Regions from separate parts of the Mus musculus genome. Here region 2 is linked to region 1. A link is a loop called in an ENCODE intact Hi-C map of the cell type or tissue named here. Cell type or tissue: heart. All regions are shown on one strand. Region 1 has its middle 57 kb from the start of 4932414J04Rik. Region 2 overlaps Ugp2 (UDP-glucose pyrophosphorylase 2).

Region 1 (8,000 bases):
TTTCTTTCTTTTTTTTTTTTGTTTCTTTCTTCCCATCTCCAACACATTTATTTTTAAATGAATTGCCTAATGGCACAGAAGTATAGACTAGAAAATAAGTATAAATGTAAACTGTTTTCCTAATTATTTTATAATCACAAACTCATACAGACCATGATACTCTGTACAAAACACAATAGATTATTTGGTTTTTCAAGACAGGGTTTCTCTGCATAGCCCTGGCTGTTCTGTAACTCACACTGTAGACCAGCCTGGCCTCAAACTCAGAAATCATGCCTCTGCCTCCCAAGTGCTGGAACTAAAGGCATGTACCATTACAAGTTTCAAAACACATGAAACTCAAGAAGAACGAAGACCAAAGTGTGGACACTTTGCCCCTTCTTAGAATTGGGAACAAAACACCCATGGAAGGAGTTACAGAGACAAAGTTTGGAGCTGAGACGAAAGGATGGACCATCTAGAGACTGCCACACTTGGGGATCCATCCCATAATCAGCCTCCAAACGCTGACACTATTGCATACACCAGCAAGATTTTGCTGAAAGGACCCTGATATAGCTGTCTCTTGTGAGGCTATGCCAGTGCCTGGCAAATACAGAAGTGGTTGCTCACAGTCAGCTATTGGATGGAACACAGGGCCCCCAATGGAGGAGCTAGAGAAAGTACCCAAGGAGCTAAAGGGGTCTGCAACCCTATAGGTGGAACAACAATATGAACTAACCAGTAGCCCCGGAGCTCGTGTCTCTAGCTGCATATGTAGCAGAAGATGGCCTAGTCGGCCATCATTGGGAAGAGAGATTCCTTGGTTTTGCAAACTTTATATGCCTCAGTACAGGGGAACTCCAGGGCCAAGAAGTGGGAGTAAGTGGGTAGGGGAGTGGGTGGGGGGAGGGTATGGGGGACTTTTGGGATAGCATTTGAAATGTAAATGAAGAAAATACCTAATTAAAAAAATTTGGAGGAAAAAAAACCACAATAGATTAAAAATAATTTAGCAAGGCTGAAGATTCATTCTCTGGTATTTGGAATTTAAAATGCAGTCCCAGGCTGGAGATATGGCTCAGGTGCTAAAGGCTAGGCTCATGACCAAAATAGATAGATGCAGTCTTTGTTTTTGGAATGATCGATCACTGGATGTTTGACACAGTCCATGCTTTTAACCAGATTTGAACAGAAGTGTGGCCACCAGGTAGAAGGAAATGACGTGTTTGGTTTCATGTGCCATATAATGACCAAAGTTCTGCCTTACCATGCAGTGCCAGGTGAGGCTGTATTTCATGTCAAATTTTTTCTTGATATAGACTGGAATATTCTTTTTTATGTCATACTGCTCCAATGCCTGAGTGGCTCACTCTACTGAGTCTTGTTGCTGATTGAAAACATTAAAAATTATGAATCTTTACTGAATATGTAAAGGATTCCTTTCTTATTATTGTCTAAAATTCAGCTTGACAGCTATGTAGCATGTACACTGTATTACAAATTATCACTTAGAGATATATCAAGCATGCAGAGTAGATGTAGGTCATCTGTAAATATAATATCATTCTATAAAACAGATGTGGACATGTAAAGATTTTGGTCTTCATGAAGATACTGGAACCTACTCTAAGTATAGAGAGACAACTATACATTATCATCCCCATAATTTAATATCATCACCCCTCATGGAGGCTAGACATGTGTTTTGTATGATATTTTGGAAAGCATTGGCTATTTACACATGAGTGAATGCATAAGGGGCCACTGGAACAAGAATTAAACCACTACAGTTTGTATTTGCCCATATCACTTATTTGATTTTAAATTAATTACTCTATGCCTCTGTATTTGAAAAATAGGAATAATAATGGTATCTACTTTACAGAGTAGTGTTGAAAATTAAATTAATTTATGTATATAAAGTACCCAAACAGCTTCTATAGAACATAGCAAGTATTTATTCAATGTTACTTACTTGAGTCATTGAGAAATAATGTATTTTATGAAAGATTAGAGAGAATTCTAGCTAATATAACATATAGCATTATTTATATTTTATACTTATATATTACATATAATTATATGTTATGTATAACACATACAATATCTAGTTCTTATATATTATATTTTGAATTATAATATTGATTATATAATATAATATTAAATGTATGATATGTGGTATATAATGTATTATATTTTATTAATTACAAATATATTTGTCATTCCTAGAACTGTTACTATAAAATATCACATATCATATAAAAATGTGAGTTATAAGACATTATGTATATTTCTTAGATTTGTTATTCAGAATGAATTTTATGCCTATACCATTTTGTATTTTAATGTTTTATATTTTTAAAAGCCAAATAAGACCAATCTAGAAAAGATTTTTGTACATTAATATTGCTTTAACATGCTAACTATGCCCAATCCTTGTTTATAGTGTTTGTAAATGCTACTTAACAGTGACAATTGGTCCACATGGTTTACTATTGCTATCTGTGTTGCACTAGTGAGAGATAGCCAGGTAGATAGATAGGTAGGTAGGTAGATAGATAGACAAAATAAATATGGAACTAGAAAATATCATCATAAGTGAGGTAACTCAGATCCAGAAGGACATGCATGGTATGTACTCACTAATAAGTGAATATTAGCCAAAAAAAGTAAAGACTACCCAGGATACAATCCACAGGACTCAAGAAGGTTAATAAGCCAAAGGGCCCTAGTGAGGATGCTTCAATCCTATTTGGGAGGGGGAAGTAAGCAGTCACTGGGGGCAGGGTTGGGAGGACAGAAGGAGGAACAAGGGAGGAAGAGGAAAAAGGGGGAACAAGATCGGGTATTGGGAGGGGAAATATGAGTGAAGCCCTGAGGATTAGCATTATGAACGGGAACAGGTAACCTTGGGAGGTGTGTGTGTGTGTGTGTGTGTGTGTGTGTGTGTGTGTAGCCTCTAGAATGTGCCAGAGATCTGGGAGATGAGAGACTCTCAGGACTCAAAGGGAGGGACCTTAGATGAAATGCCCAATGGTAGGGAGAGGGAACTTGTAGAGTCCATCTCCAGTAGAAAGACAGGGCATCAAGTAGAGGGATGGGGTTGCCATCCCATGGTCAAAAACTCTGACCCAGAATTGTTCCTGTCTAAAAGAACTGCAGGGACAAAAGTGGAGAAGAGACTGAGGGAACGGAGGTTCAGTGACCAACCCAAATTGGGATCCATCTCAAGGAGAGGTTCCAAGGCCTGACACTATTACTGATGCTATGGTATCTTACAGACAGGAGCCTAACATGACTGCCCTTCAAGAGGCCCAACAGATTGAGACAGATGCAGATACACCCAATAAATGCACTGAAATCAGAGGAAAGCCTGGAAGAAGTTGTGGAGGAGGGTGACCCCATAGGAAGACCAGCAGTCTCAAGTTACCTGGACCCCTGAGAGCTATCAGACACTGAGCCACCAACTAGGTAGCATACACTAGCTGGTACGAGACCCCCAACACATATACAGCAGAGGACTGTCTGGTCTAGCCTCAGTGAGAGAAGATGCACCTAACCCTGGACTTGAGACTCCAGGGCGTGGGGAGACCTGGCAGGGTGGGAGTGGGGATATCCTCTTGGAGATGGGGGTGGTGGTGGTAGTGGTGGGTGCAGGAGAGGAATGGGATGAGGAACTATCAGAGGGTGGACTGGGAGGGGGATAATGACTGAACTGTAAAAAAAAAAAAAAAAGATTAAAGATAATTAAAAAACAAAAATCTTCACACCGAATTTCAAGTGTTTGCTTCTTAGATTTTTATCAGAGTATTTATTCTACATAAACTAATTTAGCAAGTCAACTTTGTCATTTAGTCAATTTAACATGAATATGAAAGTGACTCACAGAATGACAGGAAGGTTTCTAGCATGACAAGTACATCACTCTTTAATAATAGCACATGAGTTTTGTTGCTCTTTGGAGCCATCTTCTGGTCAGTGGTGGATTACAGATAATGTAAGTTTTCCCCATGAATTTTTTTTTCCATTTTTTATTAGGTATTTAGCTCATTTACATTTCCAATGCTATACCAACAGTCCCCCATACCCACCCACCCCCACTCCCCTACCCACCCACTCCCCCTTTTTGGCCCTGGCGTTCCCCTGTTCTGGGGCATATAAAGTTTGCGTGTCCAATGGGCCTCTCTTTCCAGTGATGGCCGACTAGGCCATCTTTTGATACATATGCAGCTAGAGTCAAGAGCTCCGGGGTACTGGTTAGTTCCTAATGTTCCACCTATAGGGTTGCAGATCCCTTTAGCTCCTTGGCTACTTTCTCTAGCTCCTCCATTGGGAGCCCTGTGCTCTTTCCATTAGCTGACTGTGAGCATCCACTTCTGTGTTTGCTAGGCCCCGGCATAGTCTCACAAGAGACAGCTACATCTGGGTCCTTTCGATAAAAACTTGCTAGTGTATGCAATGGTGTCAGCGTTTGGATGCTGATTATGGGGTGGATCCCTGGATATGGCAGTCTCTACATGGACCATCCTTTCATCTCAGCTCCAAACTTTGTCTCTGTAACTCCTCCCAAGGGTGTTTTGTTCCCTCTTCTAAGGAGGGGCATAGTGTCCACACTTCAGTCTTCATTTTTCTTGAGTTTCATGTGTTTAGGAAATTGTATCTTATATCTTGGGTATCCTAGGTTTTGGGCTAATATCCACTTATCAGTGAGTACATATTGTGTGAGTTCCTTTGTGAATGTGTTACCTCACTCAGGATGATGCCCTCCAGGTCCATCCATTTGGCTAGGAATTTCATAAATTCATTCTTTTTAATAGCTGAGTAGTACTCCATTGTGTAGATGTACCACATAAAACCAGAGACACTGAAACTTATAGAGGAGAAAGTGGGGAAAAGCCTTGAAGATATGGGCACAGGGGAAAAATTCCTGAACAGAACAGCAATGGCTTGTGCTGTAAGATCGAGAATTGACAAATGGGACCTAATGAAACTCCAAAGTTTCTGCAAGGCAAAAGACACCGTCAATAAGACAAAAAGACCACCAACAGATTGGGAAAGGATCTTTACCTATCCTAAATCAGATAGGGGACTAATATCCAACATATATAAAGAACTCAAGAAGGTGGACTTCAGAAAATCAAATAACCCCATTAAAAAATGGGGCTCAGAACTGAACAAAGAATTCTCACCTGAGGAATACCGAATGGCAGAGAAGCACCTGAAAAAATGTTCAACATCCTTAATCATCAGGGAAATGCAAATCAAAACAACCCTGAGATTCCACCTCACACCAGTCAGAATGGCTAAGATCAAAAATTCAGGTGACAGCAGATGCTGGCGTGGATGTGGAGAAAGAGGAACACTCCTCCATTGTTGGTGGGATTGCAGGCTTGTACAACCACTCTGGAAATCCGTCTGGCGGTTCCTCAGAAAATTGGACATAGTACTACCGGAGGATCCAGCAATACCTCTCCTGGGCATATATCCAGAAGATGCCCCAACTGGTAAGAAGGACACATGCTCCACTATGTTCATAGCAGCCTTATTTATAATAGCCAGAAGCTGGAAAGAACCCAGATGCCCCTCAACAGAGGAATGGATACAGAAAATGTGGTACATCTACACAATGGAGTACTATTCCCCATGAATTTAAAGTTAAGCTTTTTGAACATCATGCACTCCCCATAAGGGGATAGCTAGAAATCAGTAGCCCAAATAATACCTAGAAGCAGTTTCTTCAAGAACAAAATAATGAGGGTCACTTAGAATGATGAAGAAGAGGGTCCTGGGTAGAAATGAGCATGTCCTCTATACTGCAGAATTATTTTAATTGTCTAACAGGTTTTTGTGTACTTCTTCCGGCTAATAGGATAGAAACACATACACATAAGCACACACATGCACTTTTAATAGCATGTACAAACTTAAGTGTATCTATATAGATCAACACCTTTCTTCTTTCAAACATTCATTACAAAAGAGAACTTCCTATCTGATCTCTTCCTATGGCAGCCTCATTACTATCTCTTTACAATAGCAGTGCTCTATTAGGTCAAGATGAACTCCTAGCTTTAAAGATCTCACCTGTATTCATCCTTATTATAACAACTGCCCTTTCTGTTCAGATGTGCATGTGACCACAGCTTGTCAAGGGACCCCCCCCCACACACACACCATTTTCATACTTTCAGATTTCTATCTTTGGGGCTGGAGAGATGGCTCTGTGGTTGAGAGCACTGACTGCTCTTGCAGAGGACCTGAGTTAAATTACCAACAACCACATATTTAATTATACATACATGTTGACTTTCCCAATATGATACACAGTACTTCAATTAGCCCTCCATACCCACAGGTTCTGCACCTGTGTATTAAGATAACTTTGAGTGGAAAATAACATAGGGAAAGGTGCCCATGTCTGTGTTAAACATGTGTTCTATGTTTGCTGTTCTTCCCTAAACAATGCACTATGGACACTGTCAAGAGTACTTAGAGCATGCTGGGTATTGTTGGTGATCTACTATGGGGACACGTGCAAAAAAATGGAGTCAAATGAAGAGAATTCTGAGTGCTTATGAGAAAACTCCAAGAAAACAAGAGCCATGTGACCTCAGTTTTTCCAAAACAAGTAATTGTTCTTGGAATGTGCGTGCACGTGTCTCCCAGGTGTAGCAGATAAGAGTGAGTTAACTGCAGATTATTCATCACACCTGGCCATTGTCATTTGTTTACATGCCAGGCACACGCTTTCCCTCTGAGTGTGCACTTTGATCATGTGACTCCTCTTAACCCATAGAGTATATATTCTCTGATACTCTGAAGAAAGTTGGTGATTGCATGCGACTGTAATCCTCCTCATGCATCAATTCTACTCTCCAGGTCCCACTGCCAACTGGAGGGGTAAATAGTCTACCGGTTATTTAAGTATAAAGAGGGGTATGCTTTTGATTATACAAACAACAAACATTTTATAGAAAGTATTTGAACACACAGATTTTAATATATGTAGGAATGTGCTGTTAGAGATCAAGAAACGGTTGTATATTTTGTATTATTTTCTTGAATTACATGGATTCCCACTCACCCCACCCCCTATCATTGTGGGATGTCTTTATGGAATTTAGTTTGCTTTTTACAACTCTGCAATGGAATAATCACAGGTAAATTTTACCCATTTTCATAATTATCACCTTACAGCTCTCTACTTGGTGTTTTTAACATAGACTGCCGAAATCCACCAATCCTGTTGATTGAAATAGCCTTGTTTTCCTTGGTGTCCTCCACCCTCTCTGGCTTATGTTAACTGCTTCCTCTTCCACAAGGTTCCTGAGGCCTCAGAGGAGGGATTTGATAGAGATATCCTGTTGACTTGGTGTTCCAAGGTCTCTCTTTCTTTGTATAATGTCTGTCTATGGGTCTCTGTTCCCATCTGCTTCAGGAGGAGGCTTCTCTTAAAGATGTCTGATCAAGGCACTGATCTATGAGTGCAGCACATTACTGTCATTAGGAGTCATTTCATTGCTACATACTCTTAGTAAAACTGTAGTAGTTGGTTATATCCTAGATTCCTGGGCTATCTTGTCTCAGGTTTGGATCTTAGCCCTCTCTTAGATGTGTAGTTGGTAAAAATCCCTTCTGTAGGTTATACTGTGCCACACCCACTCCAGTAGAGTCTGTGTGACAAATCCAAAAGCTTGGCCACAGTCCTGAGGCAAAAAGTTTCATGGAAACTGGTCTCCTGAAAGTTCTTTGGCATCCTGTAACATAGATGTGTTTCAGATTTGTCCCTGTGATAGTCGGTGGAGGGTCTTATGTGCTTTCCTTCAGTATTGTTTTATTATAGGTGCCCTCAAGGAATGATTTGACTTATTCAGACAAAATGCCTCCAGTGTTGAAAGAGACATAGTGAAAGAAATCAAGCATTGCAGTTTACTGGATAAGAGTAGAAATCTCAGGGTAAACATAGAGTTCTCATTATAGTCAGGTATGGTAGACTACATTACATATTAGAAGAAAGT
Region 2 (8,000 bases), 100 kb before region 1:
CCTGACTGGCCTGGAACTTACTACGTAGGACCAGCAAGTCTTGAACTTGCATAGATTTCCTGTCTCCACCTCTGGAATGCTGGGATTAGAGATGTGCAGAACCAGATCTGTAAGACAGCAGTTCTTAACCTTCATAGGCCATGGTCTCCTATGGGAGTATGGCAACACTGACTGTCTACTGTCTACTATGGAAAAAACAAATCACATACACATAATTCTAAATGTTATGGGGGCTTGAAATTCTTACAAAGATCTCTCAAGCTTCGGTACCTGGTGTGAACATTCTGCTGTTATCCTGGTTTTAAAATGGGATGTGTGGATATTCAGTTGCTCAAAACTGAAGAATCCCAACCCCCAAAAAGGATTAGTAAAAGATTCTCTCAAATAATTTCAGGGCAGAAAGTATAAGGAGTAGGTATGGGTGGATCACTTTGCTTCATATAAAAATTCTCCCCTTATAAGTAGAAATTCCTTCATGGTGGATTAGAGATCTAGAGGTAGGATAGCAGAACCACAGACCTATTTTTCCTTTTCAATTGTATGACATAAACTACTTACATGAGATACAATTGGTGGCTGGGCATGAGTCTTTGGAGATGAAACAGAAACTAGCTGGCCCAGAAGCTTCGAGCAGCTAGTCTAGGACAGATCTAGGTGGATGGAAAGTGAAGATCAAAGCTAATGCTGGTGGTTGTCCTGACCTGCACATGCACACCATGGTGTCCAGTGGTTGCTGTCTCTCCTCTCTTCAGTCTTCCCTCTCTCCCTCCCTCCCTTCCTCCCTCTTTCTCCATTTCTCCTTCCCTTCCTCTCCACCTCCAACGCATGCACACACGCATGCAAATCTAGGAACACAAAGGACCCTGCCCTCAAAGATAAGCACTAAGGAAACCAGGAATGTTAAACACCTGGATTGTCTTTCCAAAGAGAGAGATGTTTTAGCCTGTTTTTCCACCAAGAAGACTGGGATGGAGGAGGTTAATAACTTGGTGATTTATGCTGTCTGTAGAGCCAGGGCATACCAAGCTCCCATAAATTGGACCCAAAGGAGCCCAAATGACCACTACACTATCTGTATGACCAAAACCATTTCAGATCCTCCCCTAGGCCGTTAGGATAATATATGTAGCTTATCTCAAGTGCCATGTACTCTGAAAAGAGTTTTGATGTCATTTTGCCTCCTCGTGCATAGGGGGCTTTGTGACACCAGCAAGCTTTTTCTCCAAATTGTACTGTACTTATATATACTTACAATAAACTGCTAAAGGTTAGACTTTTGAAGTTTGAACCAACAAAGGCTGTGTTAAATTGGACTTCCTCTTTGCCTTACACAGTCTGATACCCTGTTGGTCTTGGCATTTGCAGAAACCCCCTATAACCAGGGCCCAACATGGGGCATGACCCTTAGAGAAGGTTAAGGAAAGTTAAAAAAAAAAAAAAAAAAAAAAGAAATAGAAGGTAAGATACCAGGCCTCTTACCACAGAGGTATGGAGCATAGGTAAAAGAGTGGAAAATTAATAACAAAAACAGAGGAAAGGAAAAAAATTCTGCCATAAGTATCTTGGCAGAGTAGGTGGAATGGACTCCATAGCCTCTCCAGCTTCCCAGCTGCCCAGGAGTCACTTACTGCTACAGCATGCTCAAAGATGATGTGATTGGAACTCAGAGGCCTCAGTGTCCGACGCATCGATGCATCGCCTGACAATGGCAGGTGGAGCTAAGCCAGTGCAGCAAGAGCTTGTTTCTCCATTCCCCTCCCCCGCCCCACACACAGCAGGAATAAATCAATTAGCTTGATCAATGGCCCCTTTTTGAAGAAAAAAATTAAAACAAGCTCAAGGGGAACAATTACAACTAAGGCATAAAGCACTTACAGCCTGATGCTCATTAAATTTCCTGAGGTGCTGGGAATTAGATATGCAGATGACATTCTTCTCTGCTGCTCATCTTATCAATACTTACGTGAATGCTTAACTTTCATGATAAGCTAAAAGAACAAAGTTTTAAATTTGGGGCCATGTCAATTGAGTTTGCTTTTATCTGCTCATTACTACTGAGGATTTGGCTCTACTATTTAAGTTGCTCTCTGGAGACCCTTGTTTAAATTCTGTAAGAAATTTAACACCTGAAACAGGTCAGGTGGCAGTCAGAACAAGGTCAAAACAATGACCCATGATGAACAATGCCTTGGGGAACTGTGAGAGAGGCTCCAAGAAAAAAAGGCAGATGGCCTCTTACCTCAAGTACATTTTATTCCCTGGACTACTCTTGGACGTGATTCTGAGTCTCCTGTGACAAACATTTGTATTCAGTTTATAAGATGTCTATTCTAGTTGGATGTCAGTACATAGCTATAGAACCCAACCTGGTCAGTGTACCCTGAATCTGGACTTGGCCTTCTGCCGTGCTTTCATGCCATCTTAGATATAATCTACAGTATGTGCCAAGCAATTGTGTTTAAATTGGTCTGTCCTGAGAAACTTCTGGGACAGGACGGGTCTGTTAATAGTTAGTATTTAGTTTGTGCTTACTGACCTCTATGTACATGTTTTTCTAAACTCAAACAGCCTTCCTTGGATCATTGCTTTGTTACATTTGAATATAAAAGCACACTGAAACTGAAGTACAGTTGTCCACGGCATTAGACTGTGGTCCATCCCATTTTTTCAGGTCCTCAGATCCCAGGTCCAGCAGACAAGATCTGCACAGGTCAGCTGATAAGCCAACAGGCAAGTTATTAGTTTATTAAATAATGCTGGTATAAATTGACAGCACACAGAATTAATACCTTTCATCCTTATCAGTTGCTTATCCTTCCTTTCTCCCTATCACCTACTGGAAGGTTGTTGATGCAAGGTATTATAAAAATGTATGTATGTCATAATTCTCCAAAACAAGCTGTAACTTCTTATTTGCAAGAAATTAAATTAATGGTGGGAAGGCCATGTCCTAAACAACTTACTGGTAAAGAGCCTTCAGAAATCAATGTGCTACTAAACAAAATTCAGGTTGATTAATTGTTCTACAGCAATAATAATGGGCAGATTGCATTAGCATGATACTCAGAAGCTATAGACAACCTTTATCCAGAAGATCCCCTTTAAAACTTTTTTCTTTTGAAAATACCCTATGGGTACTGTCTAAAATTATATCTAAAATCCTATAGAGATTGCTTTTAATGCTTTTACAGGTGGCTCTTCAAAAAGACAACCAACATGTTTTATATACAAATGCTGCGTTCTCCACAAAAAAATTGTAAATTCCCTTGTACAGCTCAGCAGTCTGAACTTGCTACAATCAATCAGCATTTATTAAATGTATCTTAGCCACTGAATATTTTAAGTGTTATAGTAACCTATACTGCCTCAATTTTAACTGTTCAGTGTGTAAATATAGCAAAAACCAGGAGCTACAGACAAGAAGTACATATCTCTATTTTTCAATGAAACTTTACTTACAAACCACAGCAATATTCCTAACTATGTACAAAAACAGATGCAAGCCTACAAGATGGCTCAAGAGGCAGAGGTGCTTGCACACAGGCCCAACATTTCAAATGTTATCTCATTTTCTAGTTTCCCCTCCGAAAACCCCCTATCTCCTCCCGCCCCCTGCTCACCAACCCACCCATTCCGTTTCCTGGCCCTGGCAGTCCCCTACACTGGGGCATATAACCTTCACAGGACCATGGGTCCTAACAAGTGTTTTCTTTGGTTGGTGCTTTAGTCCCAGGGAGCTCTAGGGGTACTGGTTAGTTCATATTGTTGTTCCTCCTATTGGGCTGCAAACCCCTTCAGCTCCTTGGGTACTTTCTCTGGCTCCTTCATTGGGGACCCTATGCTCTGTCCAATGGATGGCTGTGAGTCTCCACTTCTGTATTTGTCAGGCACTGGCAGAGCCTCTTAGGAGACAGCTATATCAGGCTCCTGTCAGCAAGCTCTTGTTGGCATCTACAATCGTGTCTGGTTTTGGTGGTTGTTTATGGGTTGGATCCCCAGGGCTCACAACCATCTTAATGGGATCTGATGCCCTCTTCTGGTGTGTCTGTAGATTAGTGTACTCGTATAAATAAAATAAATAAATCTTTTTAAAAATGCTCTGTTAAAAAAATGAGAAAATCACATCTTTAGAACTAAATCTGCTACCGATTAGACAGTTGAGGGTCTTTTTAAAAAATGTATTAGAATCTTTTTGATAAAGGTAGTACCTGTAAAACGAAATAAATAAAAGTAAATGTTTTCTACTTTTTGGCACAAGGAGAGGAGGCAAAGATGAGCTCTCAGTATGCTGCCCAGTACGTTATAACTCGGCATCAAGTGACACTCCGGCTCTGTGCACAGCAGCGGAGACTACAGGACACACTGTACACTCCCAGCTAATCCTAGTCACTGAGCAGACTTCAGACTGACCTTTGCTTCTCTGTTTAGTTAGGTTTAGTTAGTAAAGGGGTGCTTCTAGGGCTGGCTCGTCCTCAGCATTAACCTACCAACTGACACTTTAAAGCACAGCACATCAATGGAACCCACCTGCAAGGACCAGGATCTGCACGTGGGCAGCTGCTGCACAAAGGGGCCAATGCCTTGCACTTAGCTGATATCAGGCTCTGTAGTAACTGTCCAGAAAGCAGCAGGGCTCCCAGGTCTGCTGCTGGAGCCCACCACACAATAATCAACTGAGGTTATTCAATTATAAATAAATCCAAGACAAAAATTCCAAGTACTTAGAGTGACTAAATCTATCATTGTGTTAGGTCTGTTCTCAAACATTTTAAAAAACTGGATGAATCTACATGTAGTTCTTTTTTAAAGAGCATACCTATCTAGAAGAATTCTCTCATTTTCTTTGGCTAAGAAAATATTAATTCTGCTATGTAACTATGAAGAAATAAATCATAATAAATAATGTGTCAGGGACAGTAAAACAAAGACCAAAACAAGGGAGTCCCCCATTATCATTGACATTATAAAGAAGAGGAATTTTTTAAATTGTTTTTATTATATTTGTGTATTTGTGTGTGTGTTTGTGCACCCGCATGTGCACCCATTACTCATGTGTAGAGGGCAGAAGACAACATTTAGGATTCATTCTTTCCTTCTAATATGGGTTCTAGGGCCTGAACTCAGGTCTTTAGACCCACATGGCAAGCACTGGTCCATTTCCTACTAAGTTATGTCGCCAACCCAGTGAGAAAAATTCTAACTTCAGTGTTACTAATAAGATAATATACTCAAGGCAACTAATGAGAGATTTTTAAAGAAAAGAAATGGCCTAAATTTTAAAAATGTAGGTACTTTTCTACACATGGGAGTAAGAGTATTCCTAAGCAGGAACTTATTTATGATTTTCTCACTAGGAAAAAAAAATCTAATGTTGACTCCATTAGCTTAAACTGCTACTGATGAGCAGGCCTGAGCCCCAGCAAACTCTGGTACACTGGGACCACACTTCAGTTAGTTTGCACTGAATCATATTTTAAAAGTGTTAAAGCAAGATTGCAGTGTAAGAAATGAACACTACACGTGGCAAGAACATCAGGCCCATACAATGCTTCAAGTACGGTAATCTATTTTCACATATATCATCTTAACAACTTGTGAAGTACACAAAACACCCGGTACTGTTCTCATTTTACATAAAACAAAGTACTGGAGCTCAGATTTAAACACCTAATCCTGCCCTTTATCCCTCCTCAGTGGGGCTTTCTGCTAGCAGCCCATGGCAGGTGCAGACATCAGCGCTACGCCTCCATAACACACAGGAAGTTTGTTAGGTGAGGATCCCATACCATTAACTATGCAGAACTCTAGAAGCAGGGGAGGAGAAAACAAAAGGTATGCTGGGCTGGTGGCATGGGCAGACAAGGTTACAGAAATGGCCTGAAAGCATGGAGAGAGCTTTAAAGTCTGGGTAAGGCCTGAGCAAAGTTTAAGGCAGAAAGAAATCTAATGGTTGGAAGAGAGAACAACATGAAATCCAAACGGGATGCTTTTTACAAAAGTAGAATGGATGCTAATTACAATGTGTGAAAGTGGGACAATGCTGCAGGGGGATGAGACCTTAAGCTAAAGGTCGGCTACCTCCACACCCAACATGAAGGACCACAAACTGAAATCAGTATGTTTGCTAGGAAGGTTCTGTTACATCTTCACAACCCACCTACAAAGTAAAACCAACATTCAAATTACCCAGTTTCTTATGCTTTACCTAAAACTTACCGAATCTTCTGGAGGTCTCTGGATTTTACCCCAGTCCACAGACGGTCCCTTTTCTTGCAAAAATCTATGAAATAGCTTCCGAAATCCATCAAGATCTTTTTTAGTGTGCTATGAAAATAGAAGAAAATGTTTAATACATAGTAAAACTAGATTCAAACTATTACTTTAAAAATACCTTTAAGTGAAATTCTTACACTATTAGAATATAGAGAAGGGCAAAAATACTAAGGCCTGTTTAAAACTGAAGTAGAAAAGTGAAAAGGAACTATATTTAAAGGAGTCTTTTAACACGCCAACCCCTCCACTATCACCTGCTAGTCAGTTGTCTTGTACTCTGAACAATTTTAGTCCCTATGAATTTCAACATTATTTTTTATTACATTCCAACATCTTTCACTACTTCTGAGTGCAAATAAATTCTCACCAAAAGAACAAAAAGGGAATAAAACATAACTAACCTCAAAACAGTAAGTACAAATTGAATTGAAAAATAAAAGATAATGTACTGACAGAAAGTAAAGCTTCTCGATTTTGGAAAACTGATAGCTCTAGCACAGGTCTGCTAGACCTGGAAAACTGAGAGCTCTAGCACAGCTCTGCTAGACCTGGCTATGGGCAAAAGGCACAGAGAGGACATGGCTTGTTACAGATCCGACTAAACATGGTAACCATCTCTATACCCAATGATACTCAAACACAACATAAACTGTAATCCTGTCCATGCTCTTTTGGGGACTTGGAAAATTTCCTCAGTTTTTTTTTTTAACAAAAGAAAGTAGCTGTACTATGAACAAATATTAACGATCTGTGAGTGTTCAACAGTGCTAACTTCTGATGTTACATCCTGTGCTCATTTCAGGCTGGAGAATCACCACTGGTGGCAATTATGCATGTTGACACACAAAGCAAAAGACACTATTGAATCCTTACCTCAAACTCATGTGAGGCTGCTGTGGTAAGTATTTTTTCTAATTCTTTCTTCACAGATAATTCTAGTTCTTGGAGAATGACCTCTTGGAACTGAGAAGCACCATCTTGAGACATAGCTTTGCTAAGATCTTAAATAAAAAAATATAAAGTCACTGATTAGTATCAGTCAGCAACAAGGAAACTTATTAATTTTGTTATTTACAGATTAAAGTCAAGATGGACCAAAGTCTGAGAATTTGTTGGCCTTTGCTTTATAACAAGATGGAAGTATGCTAAACAAAGAGTGATGGCTGTCAACTTGACAACATTTAGCTTAACTAAAACCCAAGAGGCTGGGTACACCTTTAAGGGATTTTGCTTAATTAGATTATTTGAAGTAGGAAGACCCACCTGTAATCTGGATCTCTGAGGTGGGAAGATCTACCTTTAATGTGCACCACATCTTCTACTGGCAGCCTATATAAAGGACACGCTCTTTGCCTGCCTGCCTTCACTCTTGTTGTTAAGTTCATTCATTCACTGCCATTAAGAACCTACACCTGTGGGATTCCAGAGTATACTGAAGACCAGCTGAGAATCCAGTCTCATAGACTGAACAACTACCAGACTCCTGAACTTGCTGTTGGGATACCGCCATTATTGGACTAGCTAGACCATAGCCTGTAAGCCATTCTACACATACATACATATATACATACATACATACATATATATATATATGCACACATACATATATATGTATATATATATAAATAAAATGTAATACTTATTCAATGTGTATATTCATTCTATCAGTTGTGTTCTTGAAAATCCTAGTACAGAAGCTTTAAAAAGACTTACCAGTGAATAAGTGA

Evidence for each region. Hi-C counts contacts between places; a loop is a spot of excess contacts. Peaks named below come from ENCODE experiments on the same cell type or tissue, not always from the same donor. Only the 100,000 strongest peaks of a DNase experiment are listed, where the experiment ranks them.
Region 2: it touches region 1 in a loop (8-fold over the local background); 13 of 42 quality-filtered maps call a loop at or near these places.

Annotation. Positions count from the first base shown.
Region 1 is chr11:21,449,986-21,457,985 of GRCm38, forward strand. No RefSeq gene overlaps it. Among named protein-coding and RNA genes, the nearest start is that of 4932414J04Rik, 57 kb to the right of the region's middle. In heart, a CTCF peak has its summit at 3,942 (motif pointing left); no DNase peak of the experiment used is centred here.
Region 2 is chr11:21,347,133-21,355,132 of GRCm38, forward strand. It overlaps Ugp2 (UDP-glucose pyrophosphorylase 2), which reads right to left. Exons shown (of 10, transcript NM_139297.6): 2 at 7,147-7,274; 3 at 6,217-6,324. Among named protein-coding and RNA genes, the nearest start is that of Mir1933, 6.5 kb to the left of the region's middle. In heart, CTCF peaks have their summits at 3,479 and 3,786; no DNase peak of the experiment used is centred here; H3K27ac peaks cover 340 bases.